3 separate regions of the Mus musculus genome follow, and all the other regions are linked to region 1. Evidence: chromatin loops called from intact Hi-C (ENCODE). Cell type or tissue: heart. All regions are shown on one strand.

What was found. Hi-C counts contacts between places; a loop is a spot of excess contacts. Peaks named below come from ENCODE experiments on the same cell type or tissue, not always from the same donor. Only the 100,000 strongest peaks of a DNase experiment are listed, where the experiment ranks them.
Region 2: a loop joins it to region 1, with 3 times the contacts of the local background. A loop is called at or near these places in 2 of 42 quality-filtered maps.
Region 3: it touches region 1 in a loop (7-fold over the local background); 15 of 42 quality-filtered maps call a loop at or near these places.

Annotation. Positions count from the first base shown.
Region 1 is chr5:88,687,390-88,692,389 of GRCm38, forward strand. No RefSeq gene overlaps it. Among named protein-coding and RNA genes, the nearest start is that of Grsf1, 14 kb to the left of the region's middle. In heart, a CTCF peak has its summit at 2,322 (motif pointing right); no DNase peak of the experiment used is centred here.
Region 2 is chr5:88,789,239-88,794,238 of GRCm38, forward strand. It overlaps a transcript of Slc4a4 not described here. Among named protein-coding and RNA genes, the nearest start is that of Dck, 27 kb to the left of the region's middle. In heart, a CTCF peak has its summit at 2,477 (motif pointing right); no DNase peak of the experiment used is centred here.
Region 3 is chr5:89,381,564-89,386,563 of GRCm38, forward strand. No RefSeq gene overlaps it. Among named protein-coding and RNA genes, the nearest start is that of Gc, 74 kb to the right of the region's middle. In heart, a CTCF peak has its summit at 2,918 (motif pointing left); no DNase peak of the experiment used is centred here.

The DNA of each region.
Region 1 (5,000 bases):
ATAGTCTGCTTCCTACTTTACACAAGGTATTTTACAGCATCAGTGGTATTCTGGGCAGACTGTGTATCCTGAACCAGTGCAACCGTTTAATCATCTTTGCATTTGTTTATTGTGTGCGACATTAAAAAGCAATCTACAGGAGTTCCTTCTCTCCTTCCACTGTGCTTGTCCTGGAGATTGAACTCAGGTCACCAGGCTTGGGGACAAGTGCCTTTGTCTGCTGAGCCTTCCCCCTGGCCCCCAGTCTATAAGCCTTTATACTGAACTGCTGGTTTACGGGAACCACATGAAGGTAGAAAAGCAAGCTGACTGACTTCATGAAGACGCCACTGGACAAATTCTGAGTCCGTATATCTTGTAGAATATTTGGTCTCTTTCATAACTCCATGTCAGGAAAGAATACTGAAAGTGGAAGGCAAGCAATCTAGATTTTTAAAAAAGATTTATTCACTTACATATATGAGTGCTCTATTTGCATGTATGCCTGCATGACAGAAGAGGGCATCAGGTCTCATTACAGATGGTTGTGAGCCACCATGTGGTTGCAGGGAATTGAACTCAGGACCTCCGGAAGAGCAGCCAGTGCTCTAACCACTGAGCCATCTCTCTCCAGCCCAGCAACCTAGCTTTAAAGAGTGTGAAAATACCACCCCTTCACTACTTCGACGTGGTCTTTGCTCACTTGTTCTCACCCAGAACAGAACTTGGGAAAGCCCACAGAAAATAGTGAGCAGCCTACATAGTGAGTCAGCTCACAGAAAATAGTGAGTCAGCGCCTACATCAGCACTGTCTCATGAGGGTCCCACCCTCCAGAGGTTCATTTTACGCATGCGCTTTGTAATGTGTCTCAAGTCCAGACCTTTCCTGGGACAATGAGATGGTGGGTGCCCATGTGTTTGAAACCTGGAACTACAGTATTGCTCATGGCAAAAATCCGTGGCCAATAGGAAACCACCATCAGATAAATCCTTTCTTGTTCCATCATGGGCGTCCCTAAAACCAAACATGTTCACCCGACCTCCCAGGAGATGGCCCCAGAGGAACAAGCAACCTGCCCCCCTTGATAAAAGGACCTTAAGGAGTTTAAAGCCTTAGCACAAATGGAAAGGGTAACCTGGAAGATGAGACCCCATGCACTGAAGGCATGAAGTTGTAAAGAGACAAACTCATTTGAAAACAAAACCAAAAACTTTCTCTAAACAAAGAGCTCACAGGAGTGATATGCTTGCCACCTAAGAAAAAAGATTATCCTGGTTCAACTATGTCAGCACTGGGAGACAGTTACAGAGCTACCAACTCAACCCCAGGTCTGCCCCAGAACCTGGCTTTATCTACTAGGTAGTGGTTTTGAAAGAGACAGGATCTTTGACGCTTTCAATAAGATTTTTACGAAAAACCGAAGAGGCAAGTCTGTCTGTATCAGAGTCAAAGATTCCCTTGAAGGACTCTTTCCCTGGTCAGCCTCTGTGTAAAACTGCAAAGTGAGGCCTAACTTGTAAGGGAGTGCTGAAGAGAGCGTGAGCCAAGAAACGATCCAGACACCAAGTAGGAGGGGATCTAAGTACTACAGGCAGCAGAGCCGCAGGCAAGGGCGGGGCAAGTCCATTAACCGCACACGGGATGACGTCGTCATGCACCAGGTCCATTAAACACACAGGATGACGTCACGCACTTCTGCTGCAAGATATGGAACTTCGGAATTCAGTGTTTGCCCTGCTGGTTAGATCTCACTGTGGCCTAGTCTTCTACTGCTTAGCTTCTGTTCCTCCCTTTGAACGTTCCCATGTTTACTCTGTGCCATTGTGGACTGCGGTAGGTAGCTTGTTTCCCGTTTTCACAGGGTATTGTGGGCTCGATTTTGCCTAGGGTTTTAGAAGAGACTTTGAAAGTGGGGATTTTGAAGTTTGGTTACAGCTAAGACTCTATGTCATCAGCACCTGCCCAAGCTTTATTTTGTTTTTAATTATGGGTACATGTATGTGTCCGTGCATGTGTGAGTGCAGGTTCCTAGGGAATCTAGAAAAGGGCATGGGATCTCCTGGACTGGAGTTGCAAGTGGTTGTGAGCCACTTGAGGCGGGTGCTGGGAACTGAACTCAAGTACTGAGCAAGGGTAATAGTTTCTCCTGACAACTGAGCCAGCTCCCCAGCCCACAGGTTTTGCTAACTAACCTAGGTAACTAACCTAGTTGAGTATAATCAGGATTTGCTACCTAAAATTGGATCTTTTTAAAAAGAGATTTATTTATTTATTTATTTATTTATTTATTTATTATGTATACAGTGTTTTGCTTGCATGTATGCCTATGAACCAGAAGAGGGCACCAGATCCCCTTACAGATGGTAATGAGCCACAATGTGGTTGCTTGGAATTGAATTTAGGACCTCTGGAAGAGCTCTTAACCTCTGAGCCATCTCTCTAGCCTATAAAACTGTATCTGTTTAGCTTTCCAAGACATCTTAGTAAGTCAACCCAAAGATGACTAGAAAGTTAGTGCGATGTGAGCCAACATCTAGTATGAGGTGTGAAATGAAATTTGTTTCTACTTAAATGCATGAAAGAAATAGCACTTTAACTTTTCTCCTTTTTAAATGTTTTCATTTTATTTTTTATGTGGATTGGTGCTTTGCCTACATGTATGCCTGGGTGAGGATGTTGGATCCTGGAACTGGAATTATAGACAGTTTGAGTTACCATATGGGAGCTGGAAATCACACCCCAGTCCGTTGGAAGAGCACCTAGTCCTTGTTCTTAAATACCAAGCCATCTCTCCAGCCCCTAGCTTTTCTTCTTAAGAGAATGGCATAGGGCTGGAGAGATGGGTCAGCAGTTAGGAGCACTGGCTGCTCTTCCAGAGGTCCTGAGTTCAATTCCCAGCAACCACATGGTGACTCACAACTATCTGTAAGGGGATCTGATACCCTCTTCTGGTGTGTGTGAAGACAGCTACAGTGTACTCATATACAAAAAATAAATAAATCTAAAAAAGAAAGAGAGAAAGACAGAAAGAAAGAAAAAAGGGAATGGCATAGTTGGAGAAGTTGAGAGAGTTTGCACAAAGCATTCACTGTCCTGGTGAAGCACACCAATGTTACTGCAACGCAGACACTAGCTTCCATTCAAGTCTAGACAAAACTAAATCCCTAGCAGAAATTTAAAAATAGCCACTCAGCAGCCACACAGCAAAGAAAAAGGGAGTGGGAACAGGCATTGGGGACACAGTGGCAGGTACTCAGATTTTCTGTTATTTCTTCAAAGATAGTGACTTTCGATTTAATTTCCAGACACTGGCCTGCAGGAGGAAAGTGAAGGAATGAGTAACAGGGCAGACATTTTTCTTTGGGTGGTGCTCTCTCTCTTTGCCGGGGATCTTTGGAAGGCAGCTATGCTCACCACCAAACCATCAATGCACCAGGGATCTTTGGGAAACTGGAGTCTCGTCTCTGACCCTCCAAGATGACGTATGCATGCGGTCAGTCCAAGTTTCAAAATTAATGAAATGTTTTGAGCACTTTTCAGAAATTAGGCTGGATGCCCTTTGACTGGTGGCTGCTTCTGTGAGCCTCTGTGACGAGGTGTGAACTCTGACCTGGAAGATCTCAGATATCATAGATCTTCATATGTAAACAAGAGCTCTTGGAAAAAGCAAACAAGACAGAGAAAAATCACCTGATCCTTTGGATTCGCTCTTAACACTTTGTGTATGTGTTAATTATTTTACAGTGTAAACGTGTCGTAACAAGATCTCTTTAAAAATACATTGACTTAAACAGGAGAGACATTTCACTGAATAGGCTAGAGATACACAGTTCTGGACTGGTAAGAAGGTTTCACCATATTTAACATACAGTTCTCGTCTCTGTGTCCAAGCTTGGTTTGCTTTTGCATCCCAGCCAGGGCCCAGGAAAGAACAAGTCAATGGAGGGGGTGATGGTTTGTATATGCTCAGCCCAGGGAATGGCACTTTTAGAGGGTGTGGCCTCTGGAAGAGCAGCAAGTGCTCTTAAAAGCGGAGCCACCTCTCCAGCAGCTTTTTTTTTTCTTTTTAAAACACAACCTGCTTATTAACTCCTTGAGAAATTATAAAATACATTTAGATCATATTCATCCTCCAGCATTCTTCCCAACTCCCCCAAGACCCACTAGTCACCTCCTCACTGCCTCCTAATTTTGTGACTTATTTTTTTCCTCTCTGATTTAATAATTCACTTGACCCAATTTGCACTGCCCATATACTCGTGGCTGTGGGGCCATCTGTGGAAGAACGGTTTACCTCCCAAGGGCCACAATCTAACTTTCCCTCCCCAAGTCTTGGTCAGGTTCACAGTACCACACAGTACCAGGTATGTGTCTCTTATGTTTTTGGCCATAAATCCAATCAGGAAGTAGTGGATACCCCTGTAACGTTTCTTATTATTTGCCTAAGTTTTCCCTGGATCATGTGTATCTCTCTTGAGGCCAAAGGCTGGTCTTCCTGGGAGGACCCTGGACAGGACTGAATGTAGCCCTTTGTTCCCTATGATATCCTCCGGTCAACTGTGGCTGTTTGGCCACAGCTGCTCAAAGAGAGTTTATATAATCACGGAAGCAGGTGCAAACATGGGCCAAGATTGGGAAAAGACTGCAGAGTCTTCAGAAAATAAAAGAAAATATTTTTTTATGATCTACATGGAATTTCTGCCAATACTCTAATTCTCGTTTAATTCCCACCACAACACTGTAACTCAGATGATATTGTCTCGGCTTTATGATAAGAAAATCTAACCACATCTGACATTTAACCTAGTAAGTAGCAGATCCAGAGATTGTACCTAAGACTGTTTAGCTCACATAGAATCCATCTCATCCCGGGTATCTTAGTATTGAAGAATCTGGCTCTAAGTGGGGGAAAAAATAGCATCGTATAACATTAAACCACATACCAATAATTTTTTTTTGTAATTTATCTTATTAGACAGGACACTGTTTATCAACCCCGCCCCTGAGACTCAGGGACCAT
Region 2 (5,000 bases), 100 kb after region 1:
TTGGGAGGCAGTGGAAGACTGGCCGATAAAAACTTGAGGCTAATGATCTAGATAGTTCCAGACCGACTAGGGTTATGTCTCGAGACCCTGTCAGAAAAGGAGCAAGATGAACATGCAAAGTAAGCATTATTATCAGCATCTTTATTTCCTCTTATTTAACATGCTGACTGTTGGAAACATGGAAAATGAGTGATTCTGTGCAGTAGTAAAAAGGAATGAGCTGGGTGTAATCCAGTCACTTTGAATGGATCGTGAGTTCAAAGTCAGCCTGAGCTGTATTGTGAGCCCCTGCCTCAGGACAGAAGCCTGAGTAAAGCGGAGCTGCAGCAAGACCCCTCCTGTGCTTTTAAGTGGATGCAGTGTGGATGCTGTTCCTCCCTCCCCTCCTAAGTGTGCAGCGAGCTAAGCTATTGTCTGCTTACATCTGAAGAGCAGGATTGTTACGGAGGGTGAGATATTTGGGAAGATGTCTTAAGTAATTCATTCCCCATTCGATTTCCTCATTAACAAGTATGTATTAAGCTTCTCCTATATGCTGGGGCTGATAAAGGAGAAACATATTAGCAACTACTCTCCCTTTGGATGAATTTTAAAATTATTAAGGGATATTAGTTCATAATTTACTTTTATTATTTGAATAGTGTTGAATATAAATCTTTGTATCTTAATATTGTAAAAAAATTAGAGTTCTTCCTTTGTGAATGTAAACCTTTTTGCTAAAACGGTAAGTGTCGATGGATTGTTTATAGGTCATAAGAATTAGAGAAAACTGGGAAGCATTTTCAGCTTCATAGTCTTACCATTAAGAAACTGTCTTACATGGGGATGTAGATGGGATTAATAGGAAATGAGTTTTGCTCATTCCCAACATGGTGTGTGTGTGTGTGTGTGTATTCAAGTGTATGCTTGTGTTTGGGTGACAGCCAGAGGACAACTACTTTGGGTGTCACCCTCAGGAAAGCCACCCACTAATTAGATAATGCCCTCTTCTGGTGTGTCTGAAGACATAGACACTGTACTCACATATATAAAATAAATAAATCTTTGATACACACACACACACATATATGTAAATTTATATGCCAAGTGTTGGACTAGTACCTAGTTAAAAAAAAAAACATTGATAGACATAAAAAGGAGATTTAGGCTCCAGTGTAACAGTGGGTGACCCTTTTTTTTTTTTTAAGCTTTTCACTCATTCATTAATTTATTCACTTTACATCCCAGTATCAGCCTCCCAGTGCCTCCCTCACACAGCTTCTACCCGTACTCCCCTGAGAAGGGGAGGCTCCCCTGGATATTCCCCCACCTTAGTCACTGCAGGGCTAGGCACATCCTCTCACAGTGACTTTTAATACCAAGAATAACTGAATAATTGGAGAAAACAGCCCAAATTCATGTGAGACTTCACAGAATTCACAAATTCACAGAAGACTTCAAATAGCCAAAGAAACCTAAGCAAAGCCGTATTGGAAGCAAAATAAGACAAGGAAAACACTTCAGGATATCGGCACGGGTAGAGTTTCTGGGTAAGACCTCAGAAGTAGAGAAAACAAGAACCGGCACCCAGAATTACATCACAGTTCTCCCCAGAAAGCAGATGTGTCACTGGCCGCAAGCTTGAGGCTTCAAAAGAAGCTCTCTACCTACTGCTTGCCATCTGAAATGTGAGCTCTCAGACATTCCTGACGCTGTGCTTCCTCCTTGGCATTCTGGATTCTAGCCCTCTGGAACTGTAGCCTAAATGAACGTTTGCTTTCACTAAAACGTTTTGTTTGTTTTATTTTATCAACTTCATGTCAGGGTTTAACTGACGTCAGCCTAGAAATCCCTGTGAGAAAGGATTTGTTACCCTCCACTTCTACCCCAAGTCCCCACAGTTAACATGCTCGGAGCTCTAACCCTGTGCCAAGCACTTAACATCCTTTGCATAATACATCTTTAAATCTGCCAATCCTGTGTAAGAGGTTTTTTCCCCCTGGATATTTGCTTTATTTACATTTCAATTGTTTTCCCCTTTCCAGGTATCCCCTTTGGAACCCCCCTATCCCTTTCACCTTCCCCTGCCTCTATGAGGGTGCTCCCCCATCCACCCACTCCCATCCTCTTGCCCTGGCATTCCCCTACACTGGGGCATTGAAGACCCTCAGCCCGAGGGACTCTCCTCCCACTGATGTCCAACAAGGCCATCCTCTGCCACATATGTGGCCAGCACCATGGGTTGCTCCATGTGTATTCTTTGTTTGGTGGTCCAGTCCCCAGGAGCTCCGGGGTGGGGGTCTGACCTGTTGACACTGTTGCTCCCTCCATGGAGCTGTAACCCCCTCAGCTCCTTCAGTCTCTTCTCCAACTCCTCCATTGGGACCCCCACCCCCACCCCCCAAGCTCAGTCCTATAAACATTATTTTAAAAAGCATGTAAGCTTTCACGTTTGTGGTTTGTTATGAGCATGCAGTTGCCTGGGGTGGCCAGAAGAGGGCATCAGATCACCGGAGCTGGAGTTAAAGACACTTGAACTCCCGGCTTACTGCTGTTGAGAGCTAAATGTTCTTAACTGTTGAGCCATTTCCCCAACCCCTCCTGAGATGGTTATTTAAGGGGAGAAAGCTCTATCTTGGATGTTGGCAGCCTCATCTAGTTTGCTAGAGTCCTGAATGGAATAAAAAGGAAGCCTACTAATGAAGAATTCTCTTAGCTCCTGGCTTCCGGGATGAAAGTCTGCGTCTACCATACCCTCACTCCCAGCCAATTGGCTGAACATGCAGGCCAAAGGAAAATTCCGAGTTTTTTCGTTAGTTTATCATGCTGATCAAAGTCTGTCTAACACGGGTGGGGGCTCAGGGTAGGCCATGGTGGCCTGGAATTGGCTGCATTGGCTTTCTGGGTGCTGCTAGGATCCTCATGCACTAACATGTCTGACTCTGTTACCTGTTATTTTAAAGCAAGGCAGATAAAGGTTTTTGTGTTCCTTTTTAGAAGATAGATTCAAATAAAAGTAACTCCCAATACCTATGTGTGTGTGTGTATGCTCTATTTTTTAAAAAAGATTTATTTATTATATGTAAGTACACTGTAGCTGTCTTCAGACACTCCAGAAGAAGGAGTCAGATCTCGTTACAGATGGTTGTGAGCCACCATGTGGTTGCTGGGATTTGAACTCCAGACCTTCGGAAGAGGAGTCGGGTGCTCTTACCCACTGAGCCATCTAACCATCCCCATGTATGCTCTATTTTTGTAAAAGAAACTATTACTCTTCTCTTATTTGGGTAAGCGACTATTATGATTAGGGTAATGAATCCACTATTCCTGGAGTGATCAAAGGAACAACACAGAGGACAGGCACCTGGGTAAACCTTCATGCAGTAGGAACTAAAGGGAACGTGAACCTTTTGATGTGTCTTTTCCCCCTTTCTATCTTGAAGTTAAGAAAAGTTCAAAATAGAGCAAGCTCAACGAGAATCAAGAAATCAATTTAAAATGATCCCTGTAGGAAAAAATGAGGTAAGAAGAAAGTGAGGCAGACAAGGAGGCGCTAGGAGGAGGAGCCATGGGGATAGCACAACTGCATGGGTAGGGCACCACATAAATGTTAAATCTGAAAAACTGTTTTATTTTGACATCTTTAGGATATATATATATATATATATATATATATATATATATATACATACATACATACATATATATATATATATATATATAGAGAGAGAGAGAGAGAGAGAGGGAGAGAGAGATGTAGACTTGGAGGACAACTCTCTCTTAGTTGGCTGTGCCTTGGGCAAGCTTTGACTTCTGTGAGCTTCAGTATTCTTACTTGGCAAGTTGTGGCAGTAGAACTTTTCCAAGGTACAGGCTTGTTTTAAAGAGCCAATAGTGTAAAAGCCTTGAAAGGCCTTTGCTTGTTATGATACATAGAAATGCTAATAATTATTATTCAGGAAGCTCCAAGAAAGAGAAATCAAATGTAAAGACAGCGCGTGATTCCCAACTCACGCTTGCTTTGCTCTTCCTAACAGATGAGAAGCAGAGTGAATCGATCAGCAGTAGGGCCTCCGCACTAGCTCAGCCATAAAGGAGGGAGGCTCAGCCCGACAGCCCACGCTCAGTGTCCGAGTTCTTGTAAAAAGCCAAATGCGCATCTTGGTACTCTGACAGAGAGATGGAAGGCAGACCTGAGGCTTGCCTGGAAGCCGATGGGCCAGTGAGCCTGGAGTATGGATGTGACTCAAGATGGATGCCCAGAATCCACGTAAAGGCGGAGGAAGAGAACTGACTACTGAAATTGTTCTCTCACCTCCACATGCTTGTGAGTCGCAGACAGACAGACAGACAGACAGACACCAATAAACAAAATAAGCTAGAAGAAATAACTGCCATGACTTTTGCATTTTCCTTGCTGTAAGTTTTCCCTACTGATCACTTCATACAGAAGAAATACAAAGATCTTTGTGTTACATCAACTTTGAAAAAGAACTGTTCCTAACTCTTAAGACAAGGGAGGAAGAGAGAGAGAGAGAGAGAGAGAGAGAGAGAGAGAGAGAACAGCAGAGAGATGGTCTGTTGGCCATGACCTGCTGTTTTGAGATTGGCTAGGAGTCCCTATTTGGCTGCCTTCCCCCTTCTCATTTGGCAACTCTTGAGCCTGCATCCTTCAGAAGATATTAGGAGCTGAAAAGGAGGGAAGGTGGACTTCTTTGATTTTTCCAGACATCATTGCTGAAAGGACATCACTACAGACCGTCTGAAGGGTCCGGACTGTAAGTATAACCATAAGCGTTTTTATTTAGGGTAGTAGACATCTGCAGCAGGAAAGACATGGTGTATGTCTATCTACCTTTCTGTCTTAGTAGGGAGTGACGACGGAACTAGGAATCTCTGTCTTAATTTGATTTCCATTTATTATCAAGGGAAATACATTCAGAGAAAGATGCAGACACCTTCCATCTACAGGTTCAAATATTGCATGCGTTTTTATGGCCTTTTATGATCAAATACATGGA
Region 3 (5,000 bases), 690 kb after region 1:
ACCACTCCCTCTGAGCACTGATATCTTGATGTGGGCTCACCCTGTTACACAGAACACGATATCTCTGTGCACCTGTGTCACTGCTGAATAAGTTGTATGCTTAGCACTGAATCACAACAGAAAACGAGAATGGGACGATTTGTTCTAATATAGATTTTTTAAAAAGGGGTTGGTGGAGAGAGTAAGGGAACGGTCAGGGTAGCTGTGATAGCCAGCGTTTGCTCAGTTCTTCTCTTTAATCCTGCTGGGTTATCATATCAAGTACCTTAAAAGGCGGTGGCAGCGTTCAAGAACAAAGTATCAGGGCGGACCCTAGGAATCGTATTTACTTCCAAGTCCTGGTTCCTCTGAGGTCCTCTGTATTTTATATCTTGTCTAAAGCAGTACACGAAACGCTGGAGAAGAGTACAGTGCTTAGGAGTGTTTGCTACTCTCTCAGAGGGCCCAAGTTCATTTCCCAGCACCCACCTTGAAGCCTGTAATTCCTGTGCTAGCACCAGACTCCTTTTTCTTGCCTGTATGGGCACCATGTAGCAGGCACACACACAATATTTAAATAAAAATAAACCACCACCATAAGAGGACATGGGGACACTCTTCAAGCTATATAATGATATTTTTTTCTTATAACTAATCAGTGTATTAACAGGGCCAATTAAAGGACCAGCCACGTGCACACATGTAATCTAGATGAGGTATCATTTGCTTACTTGTATTTGTAGATTATTATTATTAATTTTTTTTTTGCCATGAGTGGAAGCTCACTTTAAGTCTTTAAGAGACTGTAGTCTTCCTTAGTGGCAATCTACAGGCTGAGGATGGTAATCTACAGGCTGAGGATGGTAATCTACAGGCTGAGGATGGTAATCATCTACAGGCTGAGGATGGTAATCTACAGGCTGAGGATGGTAATCTACAGGCTGAGGATGGTAATCTACAGGCTGAGGATGGTAATCATCTACAGGCTGAGGATGGTAATCTACAGGCTGAGGATGGTAATCATCTACAGGCTGAGGATGGTAATCTACAGGCTGAGGATGGTAATCTACAGGCTGAGGATGGTAATCTACAGGCTGAGGATGGTAATCTACAGGCTGAGGATGGTAATCATCTACAGGCTGAGGATGGTAATCTACAGGCTGAGGATGGTAATCATCTACAGGCTGAGGATGGTAATCTACAGGCTGAGGATGGTAATCATCTACAGGCTGAGGATGGTAATCTACAGGCTGAGGATGGTAATCTACAGGCTGAGGATGGTAATCTACAGGCTGAGGATGGTAATCTACAGGCTGAGGATGGTAATCTACAGGCTGAGGATGGTAATCATCTACAGGCTGAGGATGGTAATCTACAGGCTGAGGATGGTAATCTACAGGCTGAGGATGGTAATCATCTACAGGCTGAGGATGGTAATCTACAGGCTGAGGATGGTAATCATCTACAGGCTGAGGATGGTAATCTACAGGCTGAGGATGGTAATCTACAGGCTGAGGATGGTAATCTACAGGCTGAGGATGGTAATCTACAGGCTGAGGATGGTAATCATCTACAGGCTGAGGATGGTAATCTACAGGCTGAGGATGGTAATCATCTACAGGCTGAGGATGGTAATCTACAGGCTGAGGATGGTAATCATCTACAGGCTGAGGATGGGTATCATCTACAGGCTGAGGATGGTAATCATCTACAGGCTGAGGATGGTAATCATCTACAGGCTGAGGATGGTAATCTACAGGCTGAGGATGGTAATCATCTACAGGCTGAGGATGGTAATCATCTACAGGCTGAGGATGGTAATCATCTACAGGCTGAGGATGGTAATCTACAGGCTGAGGATGGTAATCATCTACAGGCTGAGGATGGTAATCATCTACAGGCTGAGGATGGTAATCTACAGGCTGAGGATGGTAATCTACAGGCTGAGGATGGTAATCTACAGGCTGAGGATGGTAATCTAGAGGCTGAGGATGGTAATCTAGAGGCTGAGGATGGTAATCTACAGGCTGAGGAGTGTAGCAAGCAGCCCAGAGAAGGCCCTGTTAAGGGATTTCAGTGAGGATTTTGGCTAAAGTCAAGACCTAGATCTAGGCTCTCAGACTTACAAGTCTGATACTTGAACTTTTTGTAGCAGTCTATATTAGAAAGGATTCCATGACATATTTCTGGGTTCATGGCTTTGCTGTGTGTTCTTTGAACATTAAAAAAAAAAAAATCAGTCAGTAGCCACTGGTTTCTGACCATAAATATCAAAACAAAGGCCAATGCCATGCGAAAGTTAGAATGAGGCTAATAACAAGAAAGGGCCGAGATGCTATGAAGGAAAATCATAGCACACACACACACTCACGCACATATACTCACACACTTACACACACACACATGCACACACACAAACACACACACATACAGACACACATACAGAATAAACCACCAATAACAAAAGTAATGGATATTTATAGCAGCTTTCCTTGTGGTATCTTATTTAAATAGATACTTTATACTTTAAGAAATAGACACTGTTACTTTCCCATTTTATACCTGAGGAAACTAGAAGAATCTTAACAGCCATTCAGTGGTGGAGATAACAAATTAAATTTTTCTTTGTGTCAATTTCAGATTGTTTGAAAGGCTCAGGGAGGCAGAAAGGACAGTACTATTTAAATGAGCCTTGTTCTTGTTATGGTAGCAATACTTAACACTCTTCAAAGACACTCAATTTTATGTGGGGGTAATTAGAAATGTTGGCAGGTTTACTTGCCAACGATCACGTAAGTGATTGATGGCAGAGCCATGAGCATGACTCAAGCGTGGTGAAGTCCCTCTGTTCACCTTCTGAGAGCAGGTTTCAGGAATCCCTGCAAGATGTTGACCAGCGGAATCATTCCATTATCAAGAATTTGCTTCCATCTAGTGGATCAACTGAGTAATTTACATTTTCTAGCCAGCTGTCTTCAGACCACATTTGTCTCTGTCTCTTTTCTCTGTGTCCCTTTCCCATATGGTTTAGTGTTATCAGTGAATGTGGTTATCATTGACGATAAATTCTCCTGGAATCTCTGTAGTTGTTTCCCAACACTTTACAAATAAGGACATGTGAGACTGGTTGACATCTTCCATCTCACACAGCACACAAACAAACAAACAAACAAAAAATCCACCTACAGTCTCTACTGTGATTCAGAGTTCTTTCCCCAATAGTCCACAAATAGGAAATAAGAGGCCCTTTCCACTCACGGATCCAAAGCGCAAAGTCTCTCCCGAAGTATTGTATGTCCACTAACATAGACACTATTATGCATATTTTTGTTCGGCTGCTGGCTCTCAGACTAGTAGAAAGAAGAAGGCTTGTGTGTAATATGAACATATGTGTATGCCAATATCTGGATATATTTACACTTGGATCTGCTTATATATTCGTATATGTGATCTTCTACAGTAATCTAGATTAAGTTTCTATTTCTTGAGCACCTAAAAATAGGCTTGATGGTGGTAGACTTCTGGTCTACCAGAATTTTAAAAATACACAAAGAAAGAGAAGAATGTTAGCGGAATATAGTGGAACCTAATACATAGAGTGTACAAACACATGTAGTACATGTGCATAATACATACAGCATATAAATATACACAGTGCATACACATAATATATAAAGTATACAAGTACACATAGTGTTGTTGTAGTCAGAGTACAAGATGAATTTTGTGGCCAGATTCAAAGAAGCATGTTTGAAAATCAGATTTTTTTTATTCCTACATTTGCAAATTTATATTAATTGCATACCCAATTAAAATTATAATACTCTAAAGAGTAATATTATAAATATAGACATGTGGGGATAATAGTAGATCTTTCTTTTAGTCACATTTAATACCTTTATTTATTTATTTATTTATTTATTTATTTTACATCCCAAACGTTGCCCCCTCCAATCCCTCCTTCCCAGTGTTCTTCACCCCATCCCCCTACCCTTCACCTTTGAGAAGGTGCTCGCTACCCCAGGTATCCCCCTTCCCTGGGGCATCAAGTTTCTACAGGATGAGTATCATGTGCATCTTCTTCCTCTGAGGCCAGACAAGGCAGTCTTCAGTTACATATGTGTATTGGTTGTTAGTTAACCCACCCTGTGCTCCTGACAGATCACATGCATGTACCCACTCACCCACCCAAGAGTTATCTTGACTCGAGAATGAAAGATATACACACTCACCATCCATCTCTGTCTGTCCCTCCCAGCCATTGACTGCTGGCATCTTTATTTACCGATCAGAGCCAACTGGGGGCCAGGTCTCTCAGTGCTATACATACAGACACTCCTATAATCAGTTTGGGGGACCAAAATTAACATTATAACACAAGTAGCATTAGGCCAAACCTACTTCACATATGTGCCAGGGGTCTTGGACCAGCCCTCTATGTTCTAAGCTGGTGGCTTAGTCCCTGGGAGCTCCCAGGGGTCCAGGTTAGTTGACACTGTTGGTCTTCCTATGGAGTTGCCATCCTCTTCAGTTTCTTCAATTCTTCCTCTAATTCTTCCATAGGAGTCTCTGACCTCAATCCAATGATTGGCTATATCTGCATCTGTGTCAGTCAGCTGTTGGTAGAGTCTCTCAGAGGACAGCCATGCTAGGTTCCTGTCTGCAAGCACAACATAGCATCAGTAATAGTGTCAGGATTTGGTGCCTGCCCATGGGGATGGACCCCAAGTTGGATCAGCCACTGGTCAACCATTCCTTTAGTCTCTGCTCCATTTCTGTTCCTGCAATTCTTTTTGACAGGAGCAATTCTGGGTCAAAATTTTTGAAAGTGGGTTGGTGAGCCCATCTCTCCACTGAGGGACTCTGTCTAACTACTTGGAGGTAATCTCTTCAGGTTCTATCTCCCCACTGTTGGGCATTTCAACTAAGGTCACGCACATTGGGTCCTACCTAGGAGCCTCTCACATTCCAGGTCTCTGGGACTTTCTAGAGGTTCTCCCTACCCCCAAACCCCAGAAGCT